3 separate regions of the Homo sapiens genome follow, and regions 1 and 2 are each linked to region 3. Evidence: chromatin loops called from intact Hi-C (ENCODE). Cell type or tissue: HCT116. All regions are shown on one strand. Region 1 overlaps IRS1 (insulin receptor substrate 1). Region 2 overlaps RHBDD1 (rhomboid domain containing 1). Region 3 has its middle 6.0 kb from the start of MIR5702.

What was found. Hi-C counts contacts between places; a loop is a spot of excess contacts. Peaks named below come from ENCODE experiments on the same cell type or tissue, not always from the same donor. Only the 100,000 strongest peaks of a DNase experiment are listed, where the experiment ranks them.
Region 1: a loop joins it to region 3, with 5 times the contacts of the local background. A loop is called at or near these places in 3 of 110 quality-filtered maps.
Region 2: it touches region 3 in a loop (8-fold over the local background); 3 of 110 quality-filtered maps call a loop at or near these places.

Annotation. Positions count from the first base shown.
Region 1 is chr2:226,754,426-226,759,425 of GRCh38, forward strand. The region is part of intron 1 of IRS1 (insulin receptor substrate 1); the gene reads right to left. Among named protein-coding and RNA genes, the nearest start is that of IRS1, 43 kb to the right of the region's middle. In HCT116, no CTCF peak of the experiment used is centred here; DNase peaks (open chromatin) are centred at 1,886 and 4,606; H3K4me3 peaks cover 1,863 bases; H3K27ac peaks cover 5,000 bases.
Region 2 is chr2:226,992,300-226,997,299 of GRCh38, forward strand. RHBDD1 (rhomboid domain containing 1) reads left to right here. Exons shown (of 9, transcript NM_001167608.3): 9 at 3,132-5,000. The coding sequence ends at 3,223. It also overlaps a transcript of COL4A4 not described here. Among named protein-coding and RNA genes, the nearest start is that of RHBDD1, 160 kb to the left of the region's middle. RefSeq lists enhancers at 2,779-3,978, 3,158-3,659. In HCT116, a CTCF peak has its summit at 2,681; DNase peaks (open chromatin) are centred at 2,692 and 3,532; H3K4me3 peaks cover 1,334 bases; H3K27ac peaks cover 3,107 bases.
Region 3 is chr2:226,650,312-226,655,311 of GRCh38, forward strand. No RefSeq gene overlaps it. Among named protein-coding and RNA genes, the nearest start is that of MIR5702, 6.0 kb to the right of the region's middle. RefSeq lists enhancers at 1-715, 1-116 and a silencer at 73-162. In HCT116, no CTCF peak of the experiment used is centred here; a DNase peak (open chromatin) is centred at 2,280; H3K4me3 peaks cover 837 bases; H3K27ac peaks cover 5,000 bases.

The DNA.
Region 1 (5,000 bases), 100 kb after region 3:
AACAGCGTTAATATGCATTATTTCATTTCATTCTCGCCACGATCCTGAGACTGCATTATCATTCCTGTTTTAAACACAAGAAAACCGAGGTTTAGAAAAGATGAGTAAATAAATTCCTCAAGATCTCAAACTAGTAAAGGGACAATTAGGATTCAAAATCCATGCTATTAACCAAAAATTTATAGACAATGCTATAAAAAGCATGGGTGGAAGTACTGTCAAATCTTTCATCTAAATAGAGTCCACTGGAATATACAAAGTTATTTTTATAAAAGGAAACAGGGTAAGCTTTGTGTTTACAAAGGTAATGAGAAATTACATACTGAAATGCCATTCTGTTAAATCTAAACTAAATCAGCTAAAACAACATTTCACTTAATAGGCACTTGGATATCAGAAATACCTTCACTTCTAGAAAACAGCTTGCAAAAGAGATTGTCATTATAAAAGCACGTTTTTATCTCTTATTATATGTCCTCCTATAAAAACACTAAAATGAAATCTCATTTCCAGAAGAGTCTAGACAGTGGTAGACACAACAAACTGGGTGTGACTAATATTTTGACAAACACAAACAGCCAAAAGGTAAAGCGTGAGGCCTGACATTTATTGATCCCATAAAATAGAAACCCTTTTAGCTCTCCTGCCACACTGCATGACCTGGTAGGCATGGGGATATTTTTATTCAACAGCTTTCCTTCGGTCCTTCCATCCTTTTTTAGAAAGCCAAAATAAAAACCAGAAAAGGCATACTTATAAAGTCATAAGCCATATGCTATAACAGGTAAATAAAAGTCCTTTGACGTTAGAAGCCACGAAAGAACAGAAGATTAAAAAGTAAATCATAAACAGCTGCATCTCGCCTCCCAGTGTTTACATTCTTAGACATCCACTTTTTAAAAATATTCCCTCTGTAGATCAAAACATGCTGTACTTTGAGAAGGGGAAAACAATGACGTTAACGTTAAAATATTGTACAGTTTACATATAAACAGAGCTAAGTTTATGCACATCATTCTAGTTGGCAGTAACTCATCTGAATGGCTCAAACTGAGAGCTATAATTAAGTGTGTTAATTATCTGTGTACACAAAAATCTAAAATATATATGTTCCTTATTATAGAGCATAGAATACAACTGGTTTAACAAATCAAAATAATCCAAAAAGCTTTTTCAAGTTAAACTTGGGTGCTCTGAAGCTGGATGAAACTAGGTTCAATTACTGGGGGAAGTCTGTTTCTTCATCCCATCCTTCCCCTCCCCACAACTTTGTATTCCTTTCCCTCAGTACCTTTTCTCTTTCAATTAGTGCCACCCACAAATACTGCTCAGCTCATTACTGACACTCAGGCTTTAAAAACTGGGTGGCCCCATACCAAGAACCATTTTTAAAATTACTGCCTTCAAGCATTAAAATGCTAATCCAACAGAAAGCAAAGCTTAAGAGCATGGAGCTCCTCCTCCCAAAAACATACATGTATATGGGAGAGAAGCACGGATGAGCCACATGTTTAAAATTCTAGTTTGTAACATATTCAAGAGATAAGCAGTTGGCAGAAAGCTTTCAAAACACAATGCCCATTCACAGACTTTATGCACTCACTTTCAGCCTTATAAAGGGAAATACTTCATTCTAAGAAGGATCTAAGTTTTAACATAATACAGGCCAACTTCCATCAGAAGCAGCAAATTAATATCAGTGGTAAGAAGGCTAGTAAGTTCAGGCAGATACAAGATTTAGGGGCCCTGAATTATCATTAAGAAAGCATTTATCTTATACCCGCATGTCTAAGGTACAAGCCAAGGTGAGTCACCAACTCATCTGACTGAAAGTTCTGTTGCTAAAATCTGGTATCGCTGACCTCACTGAATCAAAACATATATGCTCCTTTGAAGGTGGTGAAACATCCCTAGTCAGTGAATCACCATCTCTCAAAAATCTCCAAGGATTATAGGTAAACATGAGCCCTGCCACTACAAGTCAAAGTCTTGATATCCAAAGAACTGGCTCTGGTGTTAATGCATGCCCAAGGTTTAATGAGGATGAAGAAAAGAAAAAAAACAAACTAACATATTTTCCCTTTAGAACACAACTAGGACACATGGTTTTTTAAATCAGATGACTTATTGATCAATTATAATATGCTTATTGATGCAGAACAATAGCAACGTGACCTAAGGCTCAGGGATTCAATCCACAACTGGGATAGGTTATAAGGAAGAACAGAATTGTCTCCTTTAAAATACAATGGCTCTGGCTGGGCGAGGTGGCTCACGCCTGTAAGCCCAGAACTCTGGGAGGCCCAGGTGGGTGGATCACAAGGTCAAGATATAGAGACCATCCTGGCCAACATGATGAAACCCCGTCTCTACTAAAAATACAAAAATTAGCTGGGCACGATGGCGTGCGCCTGTGGTCCCAGCTACTCGGGAGGCTGAGACAGGAGAATCACGTGAACCCAGGAGGTGGAGGTTGCAGTGAGCTGAAATCACGCCACTGCACTCCAGCCTGGTGACAGAGTGAGACTCCGTCTAATAAATAAATAAATAAATAAATAAATAAATAAATAAATAAATAAAATACAATGGCTGCTTTCCCTAACAGGCTGTATGTAGCCAAAGAGAGGCCTAACTGCTTATGTGCTTGCTTCCAATGACAAAGTGCGTGTGTAAGAAGCACAGATATACTTGACTGTTTATAAACTACTGCAATTAATAATTTATGACAACGACTGCAAGTCATACAACATCTGAGGGTACCTATAATACACTAAGCAAGAAGCTTTCACTACTAGAGGATGGTACGGTTTGAACTCTCCTGGAGCCCTGGTTCTGGGCATTCAGTAGGCCAGCAGTTCCCAAACATGTTCTACAGAACATGAGCTCCATGAGAAACAGTCTTGTGAGGCTGAGGCACAGTGGCTCACAACTGTGATCTTGGCACTTTGGGAGGCTGAGGTGGGCAGATCACCTGAGGTGAGGGGTTCGAGACCAGCCTGACCAACATGGTAAAAACCAATCTCTACTAAAAAATACAAAAATTAGCCAGGCATGGTGGGGTGTGCCTGTAGTCCCAGCTACTCAGGAGGCTGAGGCAAGAAAATTGCTTGAACCCGAAAGTGGAGGTTGCAGTGAGCCAAGGAAAGAAATAGAGTCTTGTGTCCAAAGACATTTAGGAAATATCTCCCTCCTGACATCTCTCATCTCATATTAGAGCTTGATATTTTGTTTAACCATGTGTTTCCTACACTTATAATCTGAAAATATGTAGTTTTCATTTCATATCTGTGCTAACTACTCTAACATCTTGTAAAATACATTTTGAGAAATACTGCATTAAAATTTTCCCTCAAAAAGCCTTTTCCCTTGAACTTTGCTATTCACAAAGCATTCTGATAAAATATTCAACAAAAGATACATAGGCATAAGCAAAAGAAACATATTTTAGAATAGAAAAGTTGATTTAAAAATTAACAACAAAATGTTTTATTTAAGAATATCACATTTGTGTTTTTAGCCCTAAATTTCTAATATGGTTTGTAGTTAATAAGAAAAATACTAACATATCAATAATTTACAATTTGCCAAAACATTTATGTGTCAAAAGAATTCTTTGCTTCTCTGATTTTGAAGGAAAAGAAAATGAGAGAGGCAGAGACAAAAAAATGGATTAAAAAGTGGAGAGACAGCTTCTTCCCCTAATTATTCACAGATTCCATTTGAATTCAGAAAACGATTCTTCACATTTCAGGACTCATGTATGAAGGTTGTTTTATTTTTACTTCATGGAATTGGTGGATGAATGTTATATAAATTATTACTGCACAAATAATTTTAAATAATACTTGAAGAATGAGACAAAAATAATATTTTAAATTTCTAGAACAGCAGCTATATCATTAGTCTACTACCATGACCACTACCATGACCAAACACGTGATGAGTAAGTCTAAAATCATAAAAACACCATAAGTGAAAATCGAATACCTTTATTTTCTAAAACATTAAGCAGAATGTCATATTACCTTTTAGCCTAAATACTTTCCCAATATACAGTTGAATATCAGGAAAATGTAAAATTTGAATGCCTAAATATAAATATTTAGACTTGGGTAGAAATTTTCCTCTTATTAGAGGGTTAAACTTTGATATAATATAGAAATAATTATAATGAATCAGACAATTACTTTGATCCCCTTCTTGGTTTCCAAGAGGCTGTGATGATACACAATATTTTCTAAGATATCTCTATGTGCCTCAAGTATCTACTGCTAGAAATGTGGAAATGAAACATAAAAGGCATCATGTTTACAGGGAGTTTAAAAAAAAAAGGTGTCAGTGAAGGGATGAGGTTAAATGATTGGATGCTAATGGAAACCACCTCCAAATTAGCCAGACAGGACACACCCAACCTACCCTTCCTAAAATATCCAAGGAAGTGAAATTTGTGATGCTCTACAGATAGATACAGGTACTGTCTTTCAAGACCTTCTTGTAAATTCCTTTAGCAAAGATGCTCATTGCACATTACAAATTATTTTGCCCAGTAACTGTGGAATAAGTGGTTGTGTGATTATACATTCACTTCTATTTGTGTCCAGAGTATGACTCATAGAGGCCCAATGGGGGATAATGAAAAAATCGGCTCTAATATCCAAAACTGCCTGTGTCCGGGGCTGGTGCAAGGGATTACACAAGCCTCAAAACACAAATAAAAGTCACAAACTAGCAAGTAATATTCATTAGGCACCCATGTGGTTTTGAAAGACAATTCCAAATGCTTTCTTATATAAATGTGAGATATGGTTGCTAGATTTTTACAATGCCATGCTGGAAAATGGAAAAATTCTCTCTACAAAGGAAAACGTTTAGTCTGGAGAAAATGTTTACAGAGGTTTGCAGCAAATAAACTTCTAAATATAGTACCAGCACTTAATAAAGGGTCAAATAAGCTCTGGGTTCTTGAGCCTGAAGTTTTCAAGGATTTTGACACAGCCCCA
Region 2 (5,000 bases), 340 kb after region 3:
GATTCTCTTCGAAATAAGTTTTTATGCTTAAAAACATTCTCCTCAGATCAACTCATATTCAAAACAGTGTAGTTTTCAGAGTTGGAAACAAAGCAATTCGGCCATTCTTCAGAGAGTAAGATGGCTTTTGTATCAATAACACTGAGTTGGAAGGATTTAAAATACCCTTAAGAGCTGGCATGATTACAAATCGGGCATTATTGTGGTTTGGGTTGTATTGTTATACCCAAGGTCTTCTTGGTTCTAGAAAGCCGAACCATGCTAGTAGCCAGTGGAATTTAAGGAGACCCACGTGGGAACTTTAGAGTTACGTCTTTGATATCAGCAGAGTCCCACAGAATTGAGAACTTAGACTGGAACTTCTTATTTTTCTGTTTTCAGATAGCAGTGAGCTTCCCACATGTCCATATCCATGAAGAAAAGGGACACTGGGTTTGGGCAGGAAGGGCGGGAATGGTGAGAGGTGCAACCCTGAACACTTGCGGTGTGAGAACCGATGGCCACGTGGGGAAGTGGGAAAAGACTCAGAAGGTTCGCTGTTCTTCATGCTAGCTCAGTGACCTCAGATGTGTCCCTAACACCTTCTGAGCCTCTGTTTCCTCTTCTGCAAAACTGAGATGATTCTATTGGGAGTGAAAGCTAAGTGGAGAAGTGTACCTTGAAAGGGCTTTATAAAGAAGAGTGTGATGATTATTCTTCTCATGACATGAGTTTTCTACTTCAGCATGTGGCATTTCTTTGGTTGGCTCAGCCCTGGTTCTCCTCGAATGCCCTGCAAATGGGTCCAAGGCCGTGTGTGCTGGCTGCTCCTTTTGAGAGCTGGACCTCGGGCATCTTCCTAGTCTGCCCCTTCTAATTCCTCCAGGCAGTTCCCTTCATGGAAATTATTAATCTGCGGGCTTTTTCTTTTGAAGAAACGCTAAAGAAAACACCAGAGGACTCTGTGTTTCCCTCTGGGAGTCTCAGCAGTCTTTCAGCCTCCATGGGTTTCTGCCCTGTGGCCTGGAGTCAGGGTGCCACGTCGAGCTTGCTTCTGACTCTGCCCTCAGCTAGTTCTAACAGAGTTCCCAGGCCATCTGGAATGAGGTGTCAAGTCCTGGCCTGCACTCACAAGTGCAATTAAGACCAGTCTTTTTAAAAACAACTGTTAAAGGCAAAGGAGAATTTGGATCTCATCATATAAAACAGTTTTAAGCAATCAACTACTGGTGATTTGATTCATGAATATGTAATTTCAAAGCATTTACCATTTTGAACAAAGAGAGATTCCTTTACAAATACATATGGCAAAAACGTTTTTTGGGGTGTTTATTTTGGGGTGTTCTAGTCAGGAAGGGTACCAGGGGTTGGGGAGGTATAATTCTCCCATGCTCTCAACAGGAAAGGAGAATCAGTTATGGGGAAGCACTGGGATCTTCATCAGTAGAGAAGCAAAAATATAAAAAAGGGGTTGGCTTTGACTGCTTTTTTGAATTTCTCTTTGACAACGGAAACTTCAGCTGTGGATTGAAAAGACGGACTCCGTTTCCCACTGCTTTCTCTAACATCTTTTCACTATGGTTTTAACAGTTGCCATGTCAGCTTATGCATAGATGGACACATCTTTGAAAAGGTGCCACTCTTGGGCAATGAGCAAGAGGGATCCACTGTTTACTTGCTTTCCCTCCTGGCTTAACTGTGCTTTGCCCACCCTCCCTTCCCAGCCAGGCTAGTGCTGCCAGAACATTTGGGTTCTGCAAATGGGTCCAAGGCCATGTGTGCTGGCTGCTGCTTTTGAGAGCTGGACTGCGGGCACCTTCCCAGTCTGCCTCTTCTAATTCCTCCATGCAGTTCCCTTCATGGGCAATGAGTTGTGTCAGAACCTCACTGGGCAGCATTGGAAGTCATAAGCAGGTGCTGTTGAGTCAAGTCCATATATTTATTGAACAGCTACTGTGTGTTCAGAACTGTCCCAGATGCTGGGGAGAGGGAGATAGGTCAGGGGGTCCCCTACCATTTTAGAGCTTATGATCCTGGTAGGAGAGAACAGAGTGGTGCAGAAATGCCTACACATCTGGCAGGATGTGGTGATGATTGAATGAAGACAAACAAACGGAAGGTGCCGAAAGCTGAAGAGTTTGAATTGGGAAGAGTTCTTCCATTGGTTCTATCGGGGTTGACCTAGCATTACAAGAGTGAGTAAGACTTCTGGTTGATGTAGGTGATGGGAGAGAGCCTTTCAGTGCAAATTACCAAGGTTAGCAGAGCTATAGTAGTGAAAAGGTACAGCCTTTTTGGTCCCCATGCTTAGAAGTAAACCTCTACTTACCCGTATCTATCAGTGATGTGTCTTCCTGGTTTCCTCATGGGGAATATTGAAGCTCTTTCATTACCTTTAGGTTGCTGGTTCCTTGAGATCAAGGACTATGTATTTTTCTCCCTTTATTACTACTCATGATGCCTGGGAGAATGCTTTCTTATGTAGTGATTGAAATTCTTGTATCATTACAAACTGTGTTTTTGGTAAGTTTGCATCCCTAAGAAACTCTTTTCAGTAACGATTTCCACAGTCCTTCATATGATCTTGAAATATGATGCCTACATCTTTGTTTACCTGCCCAGATATTGATCAGTATGGTAACTCTGCTCCAGTGGTTGCTTGTGTGTTTCAATCACGCATGATTCTTATTGGCCACATTGGGGCAGGAGGCGGCACATTAGAGGGAAGAAAAGGAGCACCCAAAGGCTGATCAGAAGAAGCCAAACCAGCCTAGTTGGTGGGGAAGTTAGTAAAGGTGGCAACAAGTTATATATGGGCATAAAAAAAAAAAGACAATAAGCCCTTGAGATACTGTGTAAGCCTAAATGATGCAAATTATGGAGCACGATGGAAGGAAAAATACAAGTGGGAAGATTATCAAGAAGCCTCAAAATGAGTCAAATCAGATTCATGGCTGAACCACTCTAAAAATATTTACTTGACGTTGAAATTTAGTACTGACAGCTGAAGTTGAAAAATCTTTGTTATATTTCTGTTTTGTGTTAAAATGAAGATGACACCCAAGCTATCACTTTGTTCCCTTGGAATCCTAGGGTACACATGCCTTGTCACGTCAGAATGATTGATTTTTCCTTTGGCTTTCTCACTACAGGAAATACCAGAAATAGCCCACCACCCTACGGGTTTCATCTCTCACCAGAAGAAATGAGGAGACAGCGGCTTCACAGATTCGATAGCCAGTGAGGTGGCATCTTGGGAAGACATGGCCTATTCGTGTAATTATTGCCCATTTGGCTCATTCCCCAAGCCCCTAATTCATTTTAATTCATTTTAAACAAAAGCAGAGTACACCGGTATTGCTCCAGATCGCTCACATCACCTGGGACAGTCCCATGGCCCCTATGAGTCAACTCACAGCTTGCGGGGAGTGGGCCTTCTCCTGGCCTTGTTCTTGCTCATAAACAGGTCACTTCCTCCATGAAGAGACCAGTTTCCACGCTCCCATCTCTCACTGCTGACTCAGCGATGCCTCTGCCTCGGTCTGCTTTTGAAGACTGTGACCTTCACCAGGAGGTTTTACTTACACCAGTCGGGAAGATTAGTCCCTCATTCTGCCTGGAGTGCCCCGTGTTTGACTTGGCAGCGGGTGTGGAGCCATCCCCGCGTCCTCCTGGCGCATTGCCACTGTGGCTGTCCAGGAACAGGATGTGGCTGCCTTGGCCGAATGTTGTCCTACTCTCCCCAACCCCGGCGCCTCAGCTCCTCAGCTCCTCGGGCCCCTGCGTCTGGCTGGTGTTTGCAGGGCTTTCGCTCTGCTCTGGTATTGCTCTGCCTTTATAGAAAGTCTTATTGAAGAAGTGTAAGAAAGACCTAAGGTGGGGAAGACTCCTACACACACCATTAGTATCAGTGACACCAGCAATGTAGGTTCCCAGCCCCTTCCCAGTGGCAGCTTGTGTGTCCAGGAGATAGGACATCATTTAACGCATCAGCAAAGTAGCAGCAGATGCCACATACAGAGTAGAGCGAAGGCATTTGGTGGATCGGTCACTAGAGATCTATCTTGCAGAAAGTATGTTTTTCCTCATAAAAGTGCCTCTTAATTGGCCATTGTACCAGCCACTTGTCCTAGCCAAATGTCCAAAACACGCCCTTGGGCCCCGCCACGTTACAATCCACAGATTGTCTGTCTGAGTCGTTTAAGGCATTTCCTGGTGCTTGTGTTCCATGAATAAAAGGACAAAGTCAGAAGATCACTGATGTCTTACTGTCAACAGAGATATTTTAAAAGAGAGAAGCAGGAAAAGATCTTCCTTTTTTGATCTACAACTTATATAGTTTTCTGATTATGCACATAATAGATATGCCTTCCAGATGCATAAGGCAAACATCTGGAAAGAAATATACCCAAATCTTAGCAGGGGTTATCTTTGGGAGTGGAGTACATGGGATTTTGCTTTCTTCATTTTTATAATTTTATATTACTGTCTTGGAAGATGTGTTTATGTGTGTGTGTTACTTTTACAATCAGGAAAACATATTTAATAACATATAGTCAAGAAAACAGACTTAAAAATAAATACTATGTGTCCATTGAGAAAATTCACAATATAAACAGAAATACAAATAAATACATACACAATTTTAAAGTCACCTGTAGCCCTACCCTTAGAGGTACCCAGGGTTAACATTTTGGTGGTATTGTCTTATCAATTTTTCCGTTGATACATTCAGCAAATTTGGAGCACATTGACCATGGAGTTTTGTGTCCAAATCCAATCTGAATTTACCTGGAAGAGGCCTTGACACCTGCATGGAAATGAGCTAAGAAAACCACTGGAGCCTTGGGAGCTCTTTGGCCTCCTGGCTGGCCCAGTAATATCTGAGCTCCTTTGGTTAATTTATAACTGATATAAAACTACATCTTCTTTATAATATAAATTGTACCTGTGAGTCTAGAAGCTTTAAATGTGTTTAAATTAAAATATTCAAGCTAAATGTTACTGCTCTCTCCCAAATT
Region 3 (5,000 bases):
AAGGGCCTTCCTGTTCCGGCAAGCAGGCAGCCGTGTGAACCACCCAGTAAACGTGGAGTGAGTCATCCTGGTGCACTGTAAGCTTCCTTCGCCTTTGTCAATAAGTTCGCTCAGAGGCAGCTGTGGGGAGCATGCAGAACACAGCCCCAGCAGGCTGCAATACTGCGGATTGCTCCCCTAGATTAGCATTTCCGAAATCTATTTCTCCCATCTCTCCAGGCACCACAGATTTCCCCCCAACAAAGTCAGCGTTTACACAGGGAAATGTCACAAACACATTTGTTTGGGAAAGGCATGGGCCATGCATCTCCCTCCAGCTGGGAAGTCGGTTCTGCAAGGGAAGTCTCACTGAGGCTTGCTCTTAAAACATTCAAAATGCCTAAATTTCATGGGATTTTCATTATGTGGTGTACACAAACTATGTTGACTAACATGCACTTGATTAATTGTAGCTGCCCATAAGGGGCAAATCACAATGATTGAGTTCAAATGAAACCAGCTATGTACAAAATTGATTAGAATGAGACAGGAAAGAGATAACACCTTAAAATGTGTTTTGACCTTTAATATTTCAGGCAGTGAGACTGAAATACTACGTTGTACTGAGATGTCCTGGGTCACTGAGAAGGACCTGGAGAGATGTAGGATGGTCAATGATTCCTTGATAGTGGTAAAGATGGAGCATGCTCTCTCTCTTTTCCTTTCCCTTTCTCTCAGTCTCTCTCCCTTTCTTTTTGCCTCTCTCCCCTACTTCTAGGGTATTCCATTTTGCCATGAATGGGTCTAAACTCTAAAAGATCTTTCAGAGCATGATCCAGTAGAGATGGCAGACTTGACATCATTCTTCATAACCATTCTTCATAACCTGTTCCAGGACCCCACCTACAATGGTGCTTAAACCAGAGTTAGAATGACTGACATTAAGTTTTAAGCATCCATTTTGCCTGCTCAAAAAGAGTTGCCACTAGCCATTCATGTTTTATTACAGCGAGACAATCTATTTAGGTAAGAGACAGTATGCTGGTATAGTATTTTGGGACAACTGTGAGTTTTGAGTCAAATGACACTGTTTGGGCCTGAACTGTTCTGTTTTCTAGATTTACCACCTGGAGAAGTCATCTGACTTCACTGTGCCTCAGTTTCCTCATCTTAGAATGGGGATAATAATAATGCCTGCCTCACAGAATTGCTATGAGGATTAAATGAGATGACCTAGCTAATTTTACTTAGTCTTACCCAGTGCCCAATAAATGTAATTAGTAGTACTACTACCACTACTACCATCACTACTACTACAAACACTAATAAACTAAATAGCCATTGAACTCATTATTTTAATTGAAGGTCTAATAAACCAGGCTTGGCTGAGCTAAAAGCATATTGTCACCCCTTAAAAACGTATAGCCTCTCTCTTCTGCCAAACTGAAACTAGGCTTCTTAGAGGAAGATGTTTTTGATAAAGGATGAAGGTGATTTGTCAGTTGAAGAGTAGTATCATTTTGCAATCATAGTAGAAAATATTTCAAAAACATGCAAGGTTATAGGAGAGTAAAGCTACCAGATTTCTCCAAAAAATTGTTGATCGTTGCAATTGATACATAGTTACTAAAAATTCACATTTAAAACACATTTAAGTTTCAACTAAACAAATCAGGTGAAGCAAACGAAAACATTAATTTGTATTACACTAAAATATCTGCCAGATTTGTGCACTAACTGGATTAGGCTTATAATTAGAGGAAATTCCAGGCTATGTATTCCTTCACTCAGTATGAAGCTATCTAAAAAACAAATACACTTGAAAATCCATTTTTACAAGTCAGGTGGCAGCCGCTTGCACATCTCAATCAGTCAATAAGAAAACATTTTAAACTGAGCTACTCTGAAGAAGCTCAGACATTCTTTAAGTTAAGACACATCTCATTTCCCAGCCACAATCTGCATCCCTAAGACAGATGCAGTTTTGATCCCAGCAGTTCCATGAAAGAAACACTTCCACAAAGTCAAGAAAACCCAAAGTTCAGCAAGATTTTGGCAGTGTGGCCAGAAATTTAAAAATAATTCTGGTTAATATACCCAAAGTTTTTACCAGTGGTCTTGGTGAGCATGGTCCATTTTCAGCTCAGTCAGATCTTTGGGAAACTGAACCACAGAAATAACATTGATCCTGAGTAACTCAGACACATCCCGTGGTTTTGTGCTTCAAAGGTAGCCACAAATTCTTAAGATATGATTCATAGTCATCAAAATCTATGAATCTCCTGTGAAATTGTTCTTTCACTTCCACTAAACAGCTCTGTAATTCTTCAAATCTGTGACGCCATTGAGGTCAAGGAAGTTCAACAGTAAATTATGAATGCAGTAGGAAATGAGAGTAGTTATTAACTGCTCGACCAGTTGGCCAGTTAGAACCTGCGTTTCCTTGAACAAGGAAAAGAGAGAAGTCAGGGTTCATGGAAGAGCTACTGAAACAGATATTCAAAGCCCACGGACTTATGTCATCCAGGATTCTATGCCAAAATTTGAAAATCCTATCAAACAACCTAAGTCTATACATATGCCAGTCAGGAGAATTTAGGAGCTAGGCTACATCAGAAAAAATTCTAGGGGGAAGAAACCTATTGATTCTGCCAGAAGAAATACTCTATTAATTCTTTACTCCAAAGCTGGGAACCATAAAAATGCTCAGGGAACCTATATAAGGAATGCCACTCCAGGCATTCCTTATCAGTTAGCTTTTACTATATAAGAAACCACTACAAAACATAGTTGCTTAAAATGGTAGCCATTTATTTAGCTCACAGTTCTTCAGGTTGGTTATAGAACTGTGATCTCTGATCCTCTGGACAGTTCTTCTGGTTTTAGCTGGATTTGTAAATAGGTCTGTGGTTGGCTGCTAAGCCAGTTGAGGTAGGCTGGTCTAGAAGAGTATCAGCTACAATGGCTAGTCTTTATTCCACAAAATCTTTCATCCTCCATAGGTTAGCCAGGGCTTGTTCATAAATTATCTGAGCAGTGTTCCAAAAGGGAGCAAGAAAGGTAGGTGCAAGGCCTCTTGGAATCTATGTTCAAAACTAGCACACTGCCATTTCCACCGCATTCCATTGCCAAAGCAAGTTACAGAGTCAGCCTAGATTCAAGAAGTGGGGAAATCACTTCCACCTATTGATAAGAGGAGTTTCAGAGTCAAATCCAGGCATAAAAAATTGTGGCCACTTTTGCAATCCACCAAAACCCTCTCTCCCACATGCTCCTTAATGCCCCACTAGCTAAACCAACAAGACAGATCATAGTCAGCACTGACTGAGTGCAGCATTTCTGTTTAAGACAAATCAGAGCAACAGCAAGAATGCCTGATGTTCCTTCATGGCAGCCTTCCCACTATTGGGTACTCTCAAGATGGGAGATAATCCTATTTGCCTGAGTAGTAGATAGCTACTACTTCCCAGAGTAGTAGACAGCTGTCCCAAGTAACTGACTGTAGTAAAGCTCAGCTTTATGTCTCTGGGCAAATAACTGGGAGTGGAGGCATGAAGGAAAGCGTAGTTGGAATACCCTGAGCTGAGAGAGCCAGAGGAAAAACACAGGTATCCTGATAAATGAGTACTCGTGCTCCTCTGGGAAACTGGGATTTTCTTTTATGCTTGGTGTAAACTAAAACTACTGTGATAGTTCATTTTACGTGCCAACTTGACTGGGCCATGACATACCTAGATATCTGGTCTAACATTATCCTCAGCATATCAGTGAGGGTGTCTTGGGATGACTTTAACATCTAAAGCAGTGTGCCCTCCCTAACATGTATGGGGCTCATCCAATCCATCGAAGACTTGAATAGAACAAAAGATTAACTCCCCCAAATACCAGGGAACTCCTCTTGCCAGATTGCCTTTGAACTGGGACATTGGTTACTTCCTGCCTTTTGACTCAAAGTGAAGCATCAGCTCTTTCTGGGTCTGAAGCCTGCCAGCCTTCAGACTGGAATCACACCATTGTCTCTTCTGGATCTCCAGCTGCTTGCCAACTTACAGATCTTGGGATTTGGCATTCTCCATAATCATGAGCCAATTCCTTACAATAAATACACACACACACACACACACACACACAACATCCTACTGATTCTGTTTCTCTGAAGAACTCTAATACAACTACTTATTTGGATATTGTGCCAGGCAAAAGGGCAAAGGAATATTTGATGCCTGGTAAAGGTAAATGGCTGGTTTGTACTCAGGTTTGCCATCCCTTGTTTCTTTCCCTGTTAGCAAATAATCCCAGTCGTCCTGGGAAGAATATAAAACTTGAACTAATAACTCTCTAGTGTTGCTGTTGGTCTTGTTATACTATTGTCACTACAGTTGCCCCTTTTTGTTTGTTTTGGCTGTTTGTGCTTTGTTTTGCTTTTGCCTAAAATGGTTAAACACCTCGAGTTCAACTGTGAGATGTGCACCTGTGCTATCTATCAACAAACACTCTCAATGTGGAACTTCTCTGGGAATCTTCCAGAAATCCAGTCCACAAGATCCAGTGTGCAAAGAAGCTCTGTCATTGGAACCTGATAGCAGAAATGCTAGGAGTAAACTCATGGTGACCAATCAGTTTGTCCAGTTTGCTCAAGTACCTCTTGCAATGACTAGAAAGTTTGCACAGGTACCAGAGAAATACATTACTAGAGAAAGACATTTCAGTGGTGGGCTTTGGTTTGTTATTGTGTTGGCTTTGCGACTTTTCAACCTGGATCAATTGAACTACAATCCCCAGAATTCTCTTTCTAGTCTGTTTCTGGCTAGCATGGCCTACAAAGAATATCCTTTCCTGGAAGGAGGATGGAAAGGGGGCAGCAGCCATATTATAGCATGTACCTACCTTCTCCTAGTGATTCAGCAAACTCTTATCCAGGTGCCAGTGTGAAGGGATCTTGCAGGTGTAATTAAGTTCCCTACTCAGTTGACTTTAAGTTAATTAATAGGGAAGTCCTGTTGATCAAGATGGAAGTCCTT